Linked DNA regions of Homo sapiens: region 1 is linked to region 2. The links are chromatin loops, found by intact Hi-C in ENCODE. Cell type or tissue: ascending aorta. All regions are shown on one strand. Links, peaks and the distances in the headings refer to the core of each region. The heading gives the core; the rest is flanking DNA. Region 1 overlaps CSPG4 (chondroitin sulfate proteoglycan 4). Region 2 has its middle 39 kb from the start of MIR4313.

Region 1 (8,331 bases), core at 142-8,141, 110 kb before region 2:
CACCCACCCCTTCCTCCCCGGCCCTGGGCTGCCACCAGGGCTCCAGTCCTGCTGCGGCTCAGCCCCTCGGGTGGCATCGAGGCTGGCGCCACTCTGGCTCCCCTGCACAAAGGGCCTCCCGCATTCACCTTCCCTGTCACCCCAGGGAAGGCCCCAGGGAAGGTCACCCTCCAGGCCCAGCCTCCCTGCTCTCCATCTGCCCTAGTCCTGTGTGTCCCTCAAGGCCAGCTTATGTCCCCTACCCAGGAAGGCCCCAGCTCTTACCCTCACCAAGTTCTCACTCCCAGAAACCCCCAGCGCTGACCAACAGTGCTCCCTAATCTGTCTCACTGGTGGGACAGGGGTCTCCTTTCAGAGCCTCCGTGTGTGCCTGGCCGGGGCCGGGCACAGGTGGGAATGGTGATTTTAGAAATGGGCCCTCCTTCCAGCTGAGGGAGGGGTGCGTGGCGCAGAGAGTGGGGGGCTGATGGTTGGCACTGTTCTGCAGCACAGAATCAGCGTGGGATGGGCCCAGGTGCTTCCAGAGCAGTTAGGGGCCCTCCTTATGTTGGGCAAAGGGGACCCCTTTTTCAGGCCTCCCACTTGCAAGCAGAGCAGGTGCCTGTTCCTGAGGTCCTGGTACCAGTCTTGCTGGGTCAATTACTTGCGGGCAGAGCTGCAGTGGGACTCACATGCCCGGAAAACAGAGCCTTCTGGCATTCCTGGGCTTCCTCCCCCGGCCCCAGGGAGCCCTCAGGCCCAGCCCTGGCAGGAGGGGCCATAATGTTGCGGGGCAGGACCCCAGCACTAGGCTTCTGGAGCAAACACAGGTAGATGGCACCACCTGGTGGCTGTGCTGCCACACAGCCGTCCTGGCCTGTGGTTCCAGAGCACTGTGTCCCACTCTTTGGCGGCTTCCGCACCACCAGGCCACCCGCTACGGGCACATCCTAGACCACCAAGGCCCCGCCCCCACCCCCGCCCCAGGCACCCCATGCCAGAGACAGCCCAAGTCAGCCCTTTATGGAAACTTCAGTGGCTCCTGCTGACCGGGGAGGATGCACCCCAGAAGCTGGGGTTCAAAGCCCTGCCATGTGGGCTTTGTAAAGCCATGCCCTTTCTGTTCCACCAGAACTACTTTTGCAACCATGGAGAAGTTCCATCCCACGTCTGGGCCTCAACTTCCACCTGCAGAGTGGGGCCCTTACCTCTGCCTGAGCGAAGTTCACCAGGGCCTTCCCTGCACTGTCCTGCTGGGCGTGGAACAGCCTTGTGCAGGAGTTTGGGGAGCCAAGCCATGGCCTTCACTTGCTGGGTGAAGGTGGGAAACTTAACAGCTTCCGCCCTGATGCCTGCCCTTAAGGGCTTGTAAGTGATTCTGTCAGATGTTCTGGTCCTTAGCCACAGAAGAAGGAACAGCAGAGCCACCCGTGGCCGCTCAGAAGTCTGCCTACCATACTTGCAAACATCCAATAAAAAAACTTCCCACCTGTGTTCTATTTCAGCACAATCTCACTTCTCTCCTTCCAACAACCCCGTGAGGCATGTGGCAGCGTCCCCATTTTGCAGAGGAGGAAACTGAGGATCAGAGCTGGGGGAGCTCTGAGCCGCGAAGTAGGGGACGCTGGCCTCTTTCTCGAAGCAGACATGGGGGTGTTCCCAGGGATGCTCTCACCTGCAGGCCTGTGTTTGTAGTGAGGATGGGGGGTTGGTCATTGACAGGCAGGACAGTGACAGTGAAGGCCACAGGATGGCTCTGGCGATCCATCTCGGAGGCATTAGCCATCAGGACAAAACTGTCTGTCAGTGTCTCGCTCCCGTCATGCACGTAGCGGATCAGCTGCTCTTCCACCTAGGGGCAGGCCCAGGGCTGGCAGTCAGGCCCCAGCAGCACCCTTCATGCCCTGCCTTTGGGTGCAGGAGGAGACTGACTCTTTTAGGGCTTCATTTTCCATTGGTAGAAAATGGGGACCATAAGTTCTGGCTCCGAGGAGTTGTGAGGAAGAAAAGATATATGGTATTTAAAGCATAGGTGCTTCTGAAATGTGACTCCCCGTCTCCTCTCTGTGTATAACCCCCAGACTGGGAGTCCCCAGGGCTCCCTCCACTCTGCCCCCAGAGCTGGGCTGCAGCCCCTGGGCCTCTCTCACAGCCATACCATTCTCCAGGAGAAGGCGCTGAGGGTCCTGGCTTGAGGTCCGTCCTCCTTCTGCAGGGCTCCATGCTGGGGTGGCTCCAGCACCTGCAGGCTGAGGCCCAGGAGAGTGGGGAAGTAGGGCCCGGAGACACGGAGCAGTGGAGGGGCCAGGGTGAGGCTGCCACCCTCAGGGACGCTGAAGTTTTGCGCCTCTAGTGGGATGGCAGCGGGCAGCACCTCCAGCTCCACAAGGACGCCCTCGAGGGGAGCACCCAGGCCTGAGGCCACATCCAGCGAGAAGGCATCGCTCCAGGCCTCAGGGCGGGAGTGCAGGTACAGGACCCTGCCTGTGTCCACTGCCTCCTGGGAGAAGCTCTGCACAGGGTCCAGGCTGGGTGGCTCATCTGCCAAGGCGCCACGCGACACCATCACCAGGTAGCCGGCACTCGGTGGGCTCTTCACTGAGAATACGATGTCTGCAGGTGGCACTGCCTCCTGGGCTGCCTGGTTAACAGAGGTCACAAGGACTCACAGGGGGCCACAGAGGGGGTCTCAGAGGGGTCCACTGTGGCCCTAAGAAGCCGGAACAGGCTTGATCTTGCCCCACTTATTCCTCTAGATACCACTGCTCATTTAGACACACAAACACACACGTGGGTTCACACACACAGCAGCCAGACATGCAGCTGGTCACATTTTTTGTTTTTTGAGACAGGGTCTCACTCTGTCACCCAGGCTGGAGTGCAGTGGTACAATCACAGTTCCTTGAAGCCTCAACTTCCCAGGCTCAAGGGATCCTCCTACCTCAGCCTCCCAAGTAGCTGGGACCACAGGCATGTGCCACCAGGCCCGGCTAATTTTTAAATTTTTTGTGTAGAGATGGGGTTTCACTGGGTTGCCCCGGCTGCTGGTCACATGTTAATGCCCACCCCACACACGGTTGCAGGGGGTCGGTCACACAGCTTGAGATGCACTCCCTCAGGGAGGTGCATAATCACATGTCCCCAGACTCAGTGACACAGACACACGAGTTCATCATATGCTGACGCAGTCACACATGTACACATGCGTGTGTGCACACACACACACACAGGCCCCCCTGCTCAGGATCCGTTCAGGCCTGTGGCTGGTTTGCAGGCAGCACCTCCCCAGCCCCTGCTATTACCACCCAGGACCATCAGAGGGCGCCCCGCCCCACCCCTCCTGGAGGCACAGCCGCCTTCAGCTCAGGCCCTACAGAGCTCACGCCCCAAAGGCCACACGGGCTCCCTCACCTGATGGGCCAGCCACAAGAGGCCAAACCACCCCCCAAACTCACATTCCTGTTCTATGCATTTGCCCGGAATGTTCCTTCTGCCTGGAATACCACTCCCCATTCTCTGCTCCTGATGGCCTGTGCTCTTCAGAGCCCGGCCCAAACGCTGCCTCCTCCCGCGAGGCCTTCCTGACTCCAGATCTGCTGGCTTGCTGTCGGCCCCAAGCTCCAGACATGCAGACCAGAAGGGTCTCCGAAATGAGCAGTGTAGGAGAGTAAGGCCAAGAGCGGGCAAGGACTGGCCTGAGGTCACAGGGCAAGTCAGTGAGCCTGCTGGAGGGCCCGTGGTTGCTCTGTGGGGTTCCTGGGTGGGCAGAAGCCACCCAGGTCTGGGCTCTGAGAAAAGAGTGGGGGACATGAGGGTCTGAGGAGTAGCGGCCTGTCTCCACGGTCAGCAATCCCCAAAGCTCAGGACCCGTGATGTCCTCCCAGGGAACTGACTGCAATGGAGATTCTCGGGCTCCACGTCAGAGATTCTGTAGGGCTGGGTGGGGTCCAGGAATCTGCATGCTCAGCCATGTCATACACATGAGTGGACACAACCTCTGGAGGCGCACACAACTCCCAGGAGGATGGGTGTATAGCAAGCTCCCCAGAAACTCCTGGGAGCACAACATATACGGGAGCACATCTGAGGCACGTGCACACATGTAACCTGGAGCCACCACAGCCACAGCCCAAGTCACGTGTGTTCCTGGCATGGAGGCTGGGAGAAGGCCCTCTACCTGGCCCACACCCCTGCTCACCACCTCCAACTCCTCACCTCCAGCTGGTCCCTTCTGATCTCAGCTGCCTCTCCCTGGAAGACGTAGATCTTCTTGTGCCGGACCAGCTTCAGTGGGGCCAGTGGGCCCTCTAGGGCAATGGTCACTTGTAGGGTGGCATCCGTGTGCACTGGCCCTGCTTCCACGGAGAAGGCCATGGTGTCGCGGGGGCTGAGGCTGCCATTGTGGCTATAGAGAACGGCCCCATCCAGCAGGTCCTGCTGGGAGAAGGCTGTGGCTGGCTGACCAGCCCGGACTAGCTGTCCCCAGCGAGGGCCAGCTGTGACGTGGTAGTGGACCTCATCCCCACTGCGGATGTCGAGGTTGGTGTCCAGGTGGAGCACGGCCGTGTCGATGGTGCCCTGGCCTCCTTGAGGGACCACAAGGCTGGAGCCGTTGGCCACACGGAGGTAGGGTTCCGAGGCCTGCACCTCCAGCAGCGCAGTGGCCTGGTGTTGCCCGTCGGACACCTGCAGCTGGATCCAGCCACGGTCAGCCCCTGAGTGCACGAACAGTACTCGCCTCTTCCTGAGGTCCTCCTGGGTGAAGCGGTAGATGGGCCGCGTGGGCTCATCTACGGCCACGATACTGCCAAAGAGGAGGTCCTTGCGGGTAAGCACCAGCTGGGCGTCAGCAAAGCCCGAGTCAGCATCGCTGAAGGCCACGTCGTCTGTAGTCAGCAGCCGCCGCCCACCCCGGGCCACATGGAAGATCCGGCTGATGGTCTGCACAGGGGCGTGGTCATTCACGGGCTGGATGGCCACTCGGAAGACACCCCGTACCTCCTCCCAGGCCATGTCACCACTGCTCTCGCCCTGGCGGGTAGCAACAAATGGGATATCATCTTCTGTGGTCTCGGAGTCATCATGCTGGTAGACCAGCCGGCCACGCAACAGGTCTTCATTGGTGAAGGATGTCACCATAGTGGTCTTGTCCTGTGTCCCACGCCAAGCCAACCTCCCATGGCGGGGCCGCTCCATGACCTCATAGAGGTAGCTGGCACTGTTGAGACTCTTGACAAAGAGGTGGTCAGCAGAGAGGACACCCTCACCACCCTCAGGCACCACGAGGAGGACATTGGTGAGGACAGGCGCATCTGGGTCACCACCAATGTGGATGGGGAAGGTATAGAGTGGGGAGAAATATGGTGGAGCTGTGACACGGAAACGGAAGGTGTCCTCGACTGCCTCTGAGGCACGTGCTGTGGCCCCATAGGTCACCCGGCCAGCCTGTATGTCATCCTGGGTGAAGCCCTGGCCATCTGACAGCCTTGTGCCCTGTAGTTGAAGGTTGCCTTTCCTGGGAGCCTGAACCACCTCATAATGGAAGGTTGGGGGGCTTGGGCCTGCCTCCTCCAGGGTGGCCTCCAGGTGGGCTGTGGTGAGGGTCTCCTGCTGGGTGTTCTGAGTGTGCAGTGGCTCCAGCCGCAGCATCCACACAGTGGCTCTCTGGATGGTCACTGGGAAGGACAGATTGCTCAGGATCTCCTGGCCCACCTGCACCTCCAGGGCCAGGTTCTCCACGGTGTCGTAAGCGTGGTGCTGTGGGTCAGTGCTCAGGTACCTCACGCGGCCCTGCTCCACATCCCGCTGGTGGAACGCCTGTGTGGCCCACCACTCAGCACCCTCCACCCCACCTGCCCCCTGCTTCTGCAGCTCCCCAAACTGCAGGGCCCCAGTGACGCGGAACAGCACGCTCACATCCTGCCCCACGGCATTGGTCTCCACCGACAGGTTGGCGGGCAAGATGGGCATGGCAGAGCCTTGGGCCAGTCGCAACCCTGTGCTGCGGTGGATCTGTATGGCCGGCCGGATGGCCACCACCTTCAGCGTGGCCGGGGGGCTGGCCTGCAGTCCATCGCTGACCCGGAACGTCAAGTCCTGTGCAGGACCACCGCGGTGGACATAGACTAGGCTGCCGGCCTCCAACTCCCGGCAGGAGAACTCGGTCGCCGGCTCCCCAGGCTGGTCTCGGCGCTCCACGGGGAGGCCAGAGGAGGTGCCAAGGACCTGGAAGGTGAGGCCCTCACAGGCAGAGTCCGGGTCATAGGCCTGGAAAACCTCAGGCCCCAGCGGCTTCTGCGTGTGTTCCAGGATCACCATGAGGCTGCCATGTGGGAAGATGATGTGGGGTGGGTCATTGACAGGGTTGACCTGGATGGGCAGGAGGTATGTTTGGCCCCTCCGAAGGCATGAGGGCATGGGCACCCGAGCCGTCACCGACACCTCCAGCACCAGCTGGTCGGAGGTGTCCTCAGAGCCATCGTGGATGAAGCGGGCCTTGCGGTTCACCACGTCCAGGAGGGTGAACATTTTTCGTGCCTGGGCTCCCGGGATGTCCAGCTCGAGCTCGCCATGGCGTGCCCCTCGGGTCACGCTGAACAGCACCTGGGATTTGCGCAGCTCAGCCTCCATCAGGTCCAGCGTGGGCTGCACATGCCTCCACTCAAGCCAGGCTGTGCCCCCCTCGGCCACCACCAGTGGGCTGATAGTCAGCAGCTGGGTGAAATTGGCAAAGACAGGAGGCAGCCCTGGCTCAGGCACGCATGGCTCAGGCAGCTCCATGGCTGGCCAAGCCTCAGGGGCCAGGGTGGAGAAAGCTTCATAATGTCCATAGGCATCGTCCTCATACTCCTCCTCCTCCAGCCTGCAGCCGGCTGCCATGTTGCGCGTCAGCAAAGCTTCCCGCAGCCCCCGCCTCTGGCCATTGACACTGAGGTCTTCCATGCAGCCCAGCAGGGAGGCATTGGTGGCCTCTGGTGTCAGGCCCAGGCGGTGTTCCTGGAGGTGACGAGAGGCCTCTGCATCCAGCCCCCCGAGAAGGAGACTGCCCCGTGGCTCCAGGTAGCTGAGGACTCCTCGGTTCGAAGTATGCGTAGGGTACTGGTCCACGGAGATTTCCAGCCGGTGAGCATTGATGTGGACACTGACCTCATGGGGCTGCCCATCGGCCACAGGCACACTGTTGTGGAGCAATACGGTACCCTGGCCCTTCTCCACCACGGCCCGCAGGTGGCCCTCAAATATGTCCACATAGATGAAGTCCCCACGCCGGCCCCCTGCCTGGAAGGCCAAGGGTGCCTGCCGGCTCTGTGTGGTGAGTGTAAACTCTAGGGTTCCTTCGTCCTGAGTGCCCCAGGCAGGGAAGGCAGCCAGAGAGTGGGGCCCAGAGAAGCCCAGGGCCACATCATCACTGGCAGAAAACTCTTCAGCACAGCCCTCATGCACATCGGGGGTCAGAGGCCGGAGGAGGCTGCGGCCATTGAGGGTGGCTGCATGGAGGCAACCCCTCAGGGGTCGGCTGGTTCCCCTCAGGTAGGGCAGGCCAAGGGTCCCAGTGCCCCCAACAAAGAGCCCATAGGGGACCTCTAGGGGGGCTCCTGGGACTGCTGAGGAGGCGTTCAGAAACCCATCGACTGACAACGTGGCCCAGCCCTCTACGACAGTCAGCACCACAGTGTGGGGGATGGAGTCACTCAGCAGCGTCTCTGCTGGAGTCTGCAGCCTCAGCTCCTCCTGGCCCAGAACAAGTCTGACCTGAAGAGAGATGGGGAGTGGGAGATAGTGGACAGCACTTTGGATCCATCATTTCCCTTATAAAAGCATAGAGCCGGGCGTGATTGCAGTGGTGGCTCATGCCTGTAATCCTAGCACTTTGGGAGGCCAAGGCAGGCGGATCACCTGAGGTTAGGAGTTTGAGACCAGCCTGGCCAACATGGAGAAACCCTGTCTCTACTAAAAACACAAAATTAGCTGGGCATGGTGGCGCATGCCTGTAATCCCAGCTACTTTGGAGGCTGTGGCAGGAGAATTGCTTGAACTCGGGAGGTGGAGGTTGCAGTGAGCTGAGATCATGCCATTGCACTCCAGCCTGGGCAGCAAGAGCGAAACTCTGTCTCAAAAAACAAACAAAAAAAAAGCATAGTGAGTTCCCCACACTTGGGGCCCCAGAGTGGAAAACCTAGGACAAGAGCCTCTGGTGCCACTCCTCTTGCCGTCCTGCCATCTCTTTATTCATCCTCCAAACACTCACCAAAGGAAACTCTGGGCCAGGGCTGGATGGGCTCTGGGGACCCTGATATGAATCAGATGTGGTCCTCGCCCACAAGGAACTGACATACAGCAAGATGCTCTCCT
Region 2 (8,331 bases), core at 242-8,241:
TGTCTGGCCTGGCTTTGGCTTCCAATGCCCTCAGCTTTGGCTTCAGAATCTGTTGGGTCAGATTCATGAGAGCTCTGGCCTTCTTCGGTTTAGGGATTTTTAAATAGTTTTTTCAAGCAGGCAGTAGATGAGCTCTGCTTGCTTACCTCTAAGAATTGGCTAGAACTCACAGAAGGCTGTTATACTCATAGTTACAGCTTGATTACATGGAAAGGATACAGATTAAAATCAGGGAAGAAAGGTATAGGGCTGAGTCCAGGAGGGCACCAGGCATGGAGTGTCCATTATCCCTTCCCCATGCAATCAGAGTGCATTACCCTCCCGGCTTTGCTATGTGCCAATACACATGAAGTATTCCCAGCCAATGAGGCTCCCTCAAGCCTCAGTGTTCTGGGTTTTTACTGGAACTTCATCACAGAGGCATGCTTGATTGTCCATGTGGCTGCGCTCAGTTTCCAGTCTCCAGTACTTCCAGGAGTGACCTAAAGCCCAGACTCTAAATCACATAGTTGCTTTTTTGCCCTGGCTAGTCCCTACCCTAAATCTTATTATTAGGCTGTCCATCATGAGCCAAGATCCCCAGGCAAAGATATTCCTATCAGGTATTACATGTTGACAGTTACCTCCCAGGAGTCTAGGACAAAGGCCAGATCTCTTTTTGGTCAAGGTTAATTTTTTTTCCTTATTTTTTAAAACTATACGACATGCCATCATTCTATTATTCAATCTTTCTATTTTATCTTCAAAATAACCCTAATTGGTGGGTAAGGATGTTTATTATTATAAACGAGATCTCGAAAGAAAAGACACTTGGGCAAAGTTGCACAGTCTATCTTTGACTCATGGTGCAATACTCTTTCCACTCTCTGAGAACACTGAGTCCTGTGAAGAAGGTGAAAGGAAGGTGTGTGCGTGTGTGTGCACGTCTGTGTTGGTGTGTGTAAATGTATATCTAATAAGTGTGTATAGATATGTGTATGTCTCTGTATTTGTGTTTGTGTATACATGTGGATGTCTGGGTGTCTATATGCATGTTTGTGTGTGTGTACACATGCTCATGGGGAAGGTTAAAGAGAAAATTGGCCCGGTGCGGTGGCTCATGCCTGTAATCCCAGCACTTTGGAAGGCTAAGGCGAGCAGATTGCCTGAAGTCAGGAGTTCGAGACCATTCTGGCCAACATGGTGAAACTCCATCTCTACTAAAAATGCAAAAAAATTATCTGGACGTGGTGGCATGCACCTGTAAACCCAGCTACTCAGGATTGCTTGAACCAGGGAGGTGAAGGTTGCAGTGAGACGAGATCGCACCACTGTACTCCAGCCTGGGCAACAGAGTGAGATTCCATCTCAAAAAGGAGAGAGAGAGAGTCAGCAGTGTGCAGTGATGCACATCTGTAATGCCAGCTACACAGGAGGTGGACGGAGGAGGATCACTTGAGCCCGGGAGTTTGAGAGAGAGAGAGAAAATTTCAATAATCTTGCAGTTAGAAGGAAAAACCTGGGGCTGAGCACAAAGAGACATAAAGCACAGCATAAAGAGGCAGAGAAATGTCTAATGAAAAGTGACAAAGAATTAATTAGTTCTTATATAAAGAAATATAGGACTTTAGCAGCAGGATAAAACTGGAATATAATTTCTTCTAGAATCCTGATAATCTTTGTGAGAAAACTGTTGGTCATATATGTTAATTGCCAAAACTTGCAGGACCCTATGCAATAGAACTAGCAAATAAAACCATCTTTCTGAAACTCACTATGCTACAAGCAGCATTCAACTCTTTCTCAACCAAGATTTCACTAACCTATCTCCAGCTTCCAGATGGTGAGGGAAAGTGTGATGAGATTTTATGATAAATTGTGCCTGTCTCTGAGTCCATCTCCTTCTATTGAAGAGAAGGAAAATGAGGTGAGCACATTACAGCCCTGCTGACAAAAGTCACAAGATAAGCAAATAATTATTACTTAAAACCAGGGAGTCCTATAATTTATTCATGAATGCCACACATTCTATATTAGATCTTCCATTTCAATTTACTTGTATTATTTGAAGCTAATTTATAAGATTCAAATTATTCAGAAAATGCTCCCACGTAAATAGAAGAAAACACTTTAACCAGAGGAAGTATCATGCTACACAATATGGTGTGGTGGTGAAGGGTGCAGGCTCTAAAACCAGAAAACACAGGTTCAAGTCCTGGCCTTACCACCTTGGGAAAGTTACATGGTCTCTCTGTGCCTCCATTTCCCCATCTAAAATGTGGGGATGACAATAATAGTGTCTATTTCACAGAGCAGTTTTGAGGAAAATAATATATGTAAAGCACTGTGAACAGCAGTTAGTGCTATGTAAGTGTTTGCTCTAGTTATTTTAACATTTCAGATGATAAATATCTACCCTGTTATTCAGATGACAAGCGTCCCTAAGCTGATAACATGATGAAGAGCTTTTGGGTTTCTTAATTTCCATCAGTTTTGTGAGGGAAAAAATACCACATGAAGAAGAGCAACTGAAGCAGGCGTGAGGAGGAAACTTGGCTTAAGATTGGGGGGCTTGGGGTTATTAGGCTTTCATCTTCTAAAATGTCCTAAGCTCCATTGATAAGAAGACACTTAGTATCAATCCAGCTAAAAAGGAACAATAGACCCCACAAGACACTGAGTTAGAGACAAAAATAGCAGGGTAATAAATGAAATATGGAAAACTACACAACCAGAAAAATAAACAGCTACCAGTACCCAAAACGTGGTTAAATCTCACAGGATTATATTGAATGAAAGAAGCCAGCCACAAACGTGCACATACTGAATGGTCCCATTTATATGAAGCTAAAGAACAGGCGAAACTAATCCATGGTTGCAGAGGTCAGGATCCTGGTTAACTTTGAGGGGACAGCAACTGAGAAGGGGCAAGAGGGAGCCCTCTGTGCTGATGGGAACATTCTGTATCTTGAACTGAGTGGCGGTCACATAAGTGTGCACATATGTAAATAGTAAGGAGTTGTAGCTTAAGGTATAGGCACCTCGCTGAATGTAAGATACTGTCTTAGTCCATGTGTGCTGCTGTAACAAAATATTTGAGACTGGGTAATGTGTAAAGAACAAAAATGTATTTCTCACAGTTCTGGTGGGTGGGAAGTCCAAGATCAAAGCGCCAGCAGGTTTGTAGTCTAGTGAGGGCTGCTCTCTGCTTCCAAGATGGCACCTTAAATGCTGAGACCTCCAGAGGTGAGGAATGCTGTGTCCCAGCATGGTGGAAAGAACAGAAAAGCAAAAGAAGAAAACCGAGCTGGGTAGCTCCCTCAAGCCCTTTCATAAGGTCACTAATCCCATTCACGAGGGGGCTCCTCCTTACAGCTTAGTCATCTCCTAAAGACTCCACCTCTTAATACTATCACATTGGGGTTTAAGTTCCAACATGAATTTTGGAGGAGACACAATCATTCCAACCATAGCAAATATACTTTACTAAGAAAGAAAAAAACATAGTCTCTAAATATGATATTTTAAGAGTTTATATATTTAAAGCTCAATTTTCTGCTTGCTTACATACATATTTGTGACCATGAGTGTCATTCTTGGCTGAGAAACATTTCAGTAAATTTTAAAAAGTCTCACATTATCTATTAATATCTTATTCAGATAAGATCAAATTTCTAACCTACATTTTAGGTTGAGACAGAAACCCAGTCATTTGTTGCAATGTGAGAATGACAGAGAGATAGTAACTAGCAGAATCCAACTATAAAACTAAATTTAAGGGCACAATTCTCTACTAATCACTCCCCCAGACAAATCATTACTTGGATAGCAATGAATCAACTAAAAATGGAAGTGAGAAAAGTTCGAGTCCTTTTTGCGATGGATGGATGCTTATGAGACTATTAAGTGAAGGGGGTTCGGAAATAAGGGGATAAATGGCATACTAATTTGAGGTTGAATGGAGTAATGAGATGACCTTGGAAATATAAGAATCCTGCTTAATGGGGCTTGTCTACTTGCAATTCGATAAACTAATATACGTAAATTCAAGGAGATAAAGGACATGAGCACTCAGCACAAAATTACAGGAATAGATTTAGCAAAGAGGAACCAAAGTTGAGATAAGGGCCACTGTTCCAGGTCTGACATCTTTAATTCTTGAGTCATGGGGATGGTAAACCAGAGAACAGAGTCTTCCGACTGGAAGCTAAAACCAGCCTTTGGGGTGGGTTCAGAGAGCCTGTTCAGACTCAAGATGCGAAAACAGATGTTGCATGGTCGAAAACATCCCGAGTGCAAGGGCATTTTCAAAGACAGCGGTGCTCAGGGAAAAAGAATACTGTGTGTTTAAAAAGAAAAAAAATTAAAAGAAAGAATGGAAACAAGGAGGAAAAAGTGACCGGAGTGTAGGGTGACCATACGTTCTGGTTTGCAAGGTACAGCTAATGTTATGTCTGCTGTCCTGGTACAATTATTATAGTGCCCCCTTTCACTCTCCGAAGTGTCTTGATTTGGATGATAAAGCATATGATCACCCTATTAAAGAGAGGAAATTAGCCAGAAGACCTTTGTGTCGATTTTAAACGGTGTGGACTGATCCGCAGTCGCGCTCTTGCCGCTGCCCAGCTGAGCAGCGTGCACCACCTCTGCGTCGCCCTACCCCGCCCTGCCTGGGTCTCCAGGAAGGTTGGAGCGGAACCCGCGCTGCTCTGGTGCCACCTGCAGGTTATATGGGGGAACTGCTTCTCTCCACCCCACTACCCACCACCCCACATCCCCACCGCCACCTTGGACAGCCTTGGACTTGGCCAAAAGACATTAAGAGCACGCGAAGCCCTGGCTGGGGAGTGGGCTGGACCCTGCAGTGAAGCCCGCGTTACAGAATCAGACGGTCCCGGCTTAAGCCAACAAAGCCAAGCTCCTCTACTTCCTACCCACTCCTGGTCTTTCTCATTTTGTAGACAGGAAACTGAAGCCTAATTCAGATTTTTCATTGGTAGGATTGTGAAGCATACAGCGGGAGCCTCCCAGGTGCCATTCCCCACATCTCTGTCTTTCCGCTAACACTTTAGGGTAGTGGGGAGCTTAAGCTTACTAAGTTCCTACTGTGTACTGGCCAGAGTGGGCACTTTTATCTCCAGCCTCGCAATTGATGGGAAATAGGTGATTATACAACTAGGAGACAGGATCAGAGTGGGCTAGCGATGTGCTCACAGTCTCTCAGCTGAAACTGGAACCCAGGGGTCTTTGATTCTAAAGCTAGTGCTCTTTTTGGGTCTCCAGCTTGAGTAATAGTTGTAAAATACAAAGAGCACCATGAAAATCTAATATCAATCCATATAAGACTGTATTGCAAACAGAAACATAGAGTGTCTTCGTGGGAGTGATGGGGAGGGGGGAGATTACCTCAATTCTATGTAACCTGGAAACTCTCCGAGGAAAATGAATGAAGCATGACCAAGTGCAATTTGTCTGATAAAATCTGTCAGAACGTGGGGCCTTGTGTGTCCTGGGTAGTGAAGATGAGAAATCATGGTGCTGGACATTTGCTAAGGTGTTCCTTATGAAATCACTCAGGGCCTCAGTGCCTCCACTCTCTCCATGACCCCAGGCAGTTTCCCCATCTGTCTTCATCCTACTGCCTGGCACACTATCCATCAAACTGTTTTTAGAGTTATGTCTCGATAAAATAAAAATCATGGTGGGAGTCATTTACACCCTAGTGAGAGTCATCTAAGATTCCCTTATCTTTTCAGACCTTTTAGCTGAAGTTGGTTATGAGAGAGGATGGGGAGGGGGAAAAGGGTTGGGGCAAGCACTTGGAGCTTGCACTGTTTCTTGCCGGTGCCCTGGCACAGTGTGAATATGTCCATCTAAATGGAGAGCTCTATGCATGTTCCTCTCTACTCCCTTTGTCACTAATACCAGTTCCCAAGGCAGAGCCCCAGGAGGGCTGGACTGAAGGACCTGGAGGTAATAGCAAACGCTTGGCTTTGGGTTTCAGGTCAAGCTCTGCCAGTGACTTGCTGTGTAAGAGGAGACAAGTCAGTTCACCTCTCTACACTTCAGTGACCTCATCTGTAAAAGACTGGTCTGGACTAGATTAATGATTTTCTTATTTATTTTATTATTATTATTATTTTTGAGATGGAGACTTGCTCTGTCGCCCAGGCTGGAGTGGAGTGCAGTGGTACAATCTCGGCTCACGGCAACCTCTGCCTCCCAGGTTCAAGAGATTCTCCTGTCTCACCCTCCCAAGTAGCTGGAACTACAGGTGCCTGCCACCACACCCGGCTAATTTTTGTATTTTTAGTAGAGATGTGGTTTCACCATATTAGTCAGGCTGGTCTTGAACTCCTGACCTCAGGTGATCCACCTGCATCAGCCTCCCAAAGTGCTGGGATTACAGGTGTGAGCCACTGTGCCCAGCCTAATGATTTTCTTTAGGTTTTGCAATTGTTTTTTGTTTTAACATTATACTCAATTCTTCCTCCAGCATTATTAAGGTATAATTGATAAATAAAAATTGTATATAGTTACAGTATTCAATGTGGTGTTTTGATATATGCATACATTATAAAATTATTAAATCAAGTTAATTAACATTTCCATCACCTCACAACTTATTATTATTATTATTATTGTGGTAAGAACATTTAAGATGTATTTGCTTAGAATAGTGTTTACTAGCAGTGAGGAAAGTTAAGCGGGAGAGAGTAGCCAAAGGCTGGCTAACAGGTTAACAGATACAAGAGTACATGGCTGGGCCGGGCGCGGTGGCTCATGCCTGTAATCCCAGCACTTTGGGAGGCCAAGGCGGACCACCTGAGGGCAGGAGTTCGAGACCAGCCTGGCCAACACGGTGAAACCCCGTCTCTATGAAAAATACAAAAATTAGCTGGGCATGGTGGCTCATGCCTGTAATCCCAGGTACTTGAGAGGCTGAGGCATGAAAACAGGAGGCAGAGGTTGCAGTGAGCCAAGATCATGCCACTTCACTCCACCACCCTGGGAGATAGAGTGAGACTCTGTCAAAAAAAAAAAAAAGTACATGGCTGAGTTTGGTGGCTCATGCCTATCATCCCAGCACTTTGGGAGGCTGAGGTGGGAGGATCACTTGAACCCAGGAGTTTGAGAGCAGCCTGGGGAACATAGGGAGATTCCCATCTCTGCAAAAAATTTAAAAATTCGCCATGCACTTTTAGCTACTCCGGAGGGCTACAGAGGTCAAGGCTGCAGTGAGCTGTGATTGCACCACTGCACTCCAGCCTAGGGGACAGAGTGAGACCCTGTCCGAAAAAAAAAAAAAGAATACAGCTAGATAGGAGGAATAGTTCTAGTTTCTTTAGCACTATAGGGTGACTATAATTTATGACAATTTATTATATATTTTCAAATAGCTAGAAGAGTGGATTTTGAATGGTCCCAGAACAAAGAAATGATAAATATTTGAGGTGGTGGAGACGCTAATACCCTGATTTGATCATTATACATTACATACATATATAAAAATATTATACTGTACCCCATAAACAAGTACAATTATTATGTATCAAATAAAAATAATAATAAAAGCAAAAAATCTACTCTCTCAGCAATTTTAAAGTATACATTATTATTAACTATAGTCATCATGCTGTACAACAGATCTCCAGAATTTATAAGATTCTATTTAATTCCATTCAAAGTACTACATACATAGAGTTAAGAACAAAATGGTATCTGGAGCAAGAAATCCTCGGTAAAACAAAAAAAGAAGAAAAAAAGAACAAAATGGTAATAAAAGGCTTATATCAAAAAGCATTTCCTCTGCCCTTTCCTTTCTTGCATTGAGTCCTAAATCCCAGAGGCCATCACTTTAAACTCATTTTGCTATTTCCTCTGGTATTTATCATCATATTTCTAAATAATGTTTATGTTGCTATTTCTTGATTTGTTTTCTTCAGTATCTGTCTACCTCCTGGCATAGCTCAGTATAGGGCTTACCTCCCTTATGAGGTCTTAACAATTTCCTTGCTTCCAATCTACCAGTCTGATTGGATCATAGTCTTATGAAATCCAAAGCATTTCCATTATTGTAGGTATCTAAATATTGTTCCCTAACCCAACTCCTGCACTGAAATTGTCTAATTTCTTTCCTTTTTTTCCCTCAGAGTTAATAATTGCTTTGTATTTTTTTCCTTCATTTGCTTATATGTTTTTGTACCTATTACCTACCTTTTTTTTTTTTTTGAGACAGAGTCTCACTCTGTCATCCAGGCTGGAGTACAGTGGCACAATCTCAGCTCACTGCAACCTCCAAGTCCTGGATGCAAGCAATTCTCCTGCCTCAGCTTCCTAAGTAGCTGGGAC

Evidence for each region. Hi-C counts contacts between places; a loop is a spot of excess contacts. Peaks named below come from ENCODE experiments on the same cell type or tissue, not always from the same donor. Only the 100,000 strongest peaks of a DNase experiment are listed, where the experiment ranks them.
Region 1: it touches region 2 in a loop (11-fold over the local background); 66 of 110 quality-filtered maps call a loop at or near these places.

What each region holds. Positions count from the first base shown.
Region 1 is chr15:75,683,082-75,691,412 of GRCh38, forward strand. CSPG4 (chondroitin sulfate proteoglycan 4) reads right to left here. Exons shown (of 10, transcript NM_001897.5): 3 at 4,195-7,731; 4 at 2,138-2,620; 5 at 1,655-1,831. Among named protein-coding and RNA genes, the nearest start is that of CSPG4, 26 kb to the right of the region's middle. RefSeq lists enhancers at 1-220, 3,100-3,605, 3,606-4,110. In ascending aorta, for the core only: CTCF peaks have their summits at 842 (motif pointing left) and 3,292 (motif pointing right); DNase peaks (open chromatin) are centred at 822 and 3,290; H3K27ac peaks cover 2,867 bases.
Region 2 is chr15:75,797,571-75,805,901 of GRCh38, forward strand. No RefSeq gene overlaps it. Among named protein-coding and RNA genes, the nearest start is that of MIR4313, 39 kb to the left of the region's middle. In ascending aorta, for the core only: a CTCF peak has its summit at 4,711 (motif pointing left); a DNase peak (open chromatin) is centred at 4,661; H3K4me3 peaks cover 632 bases.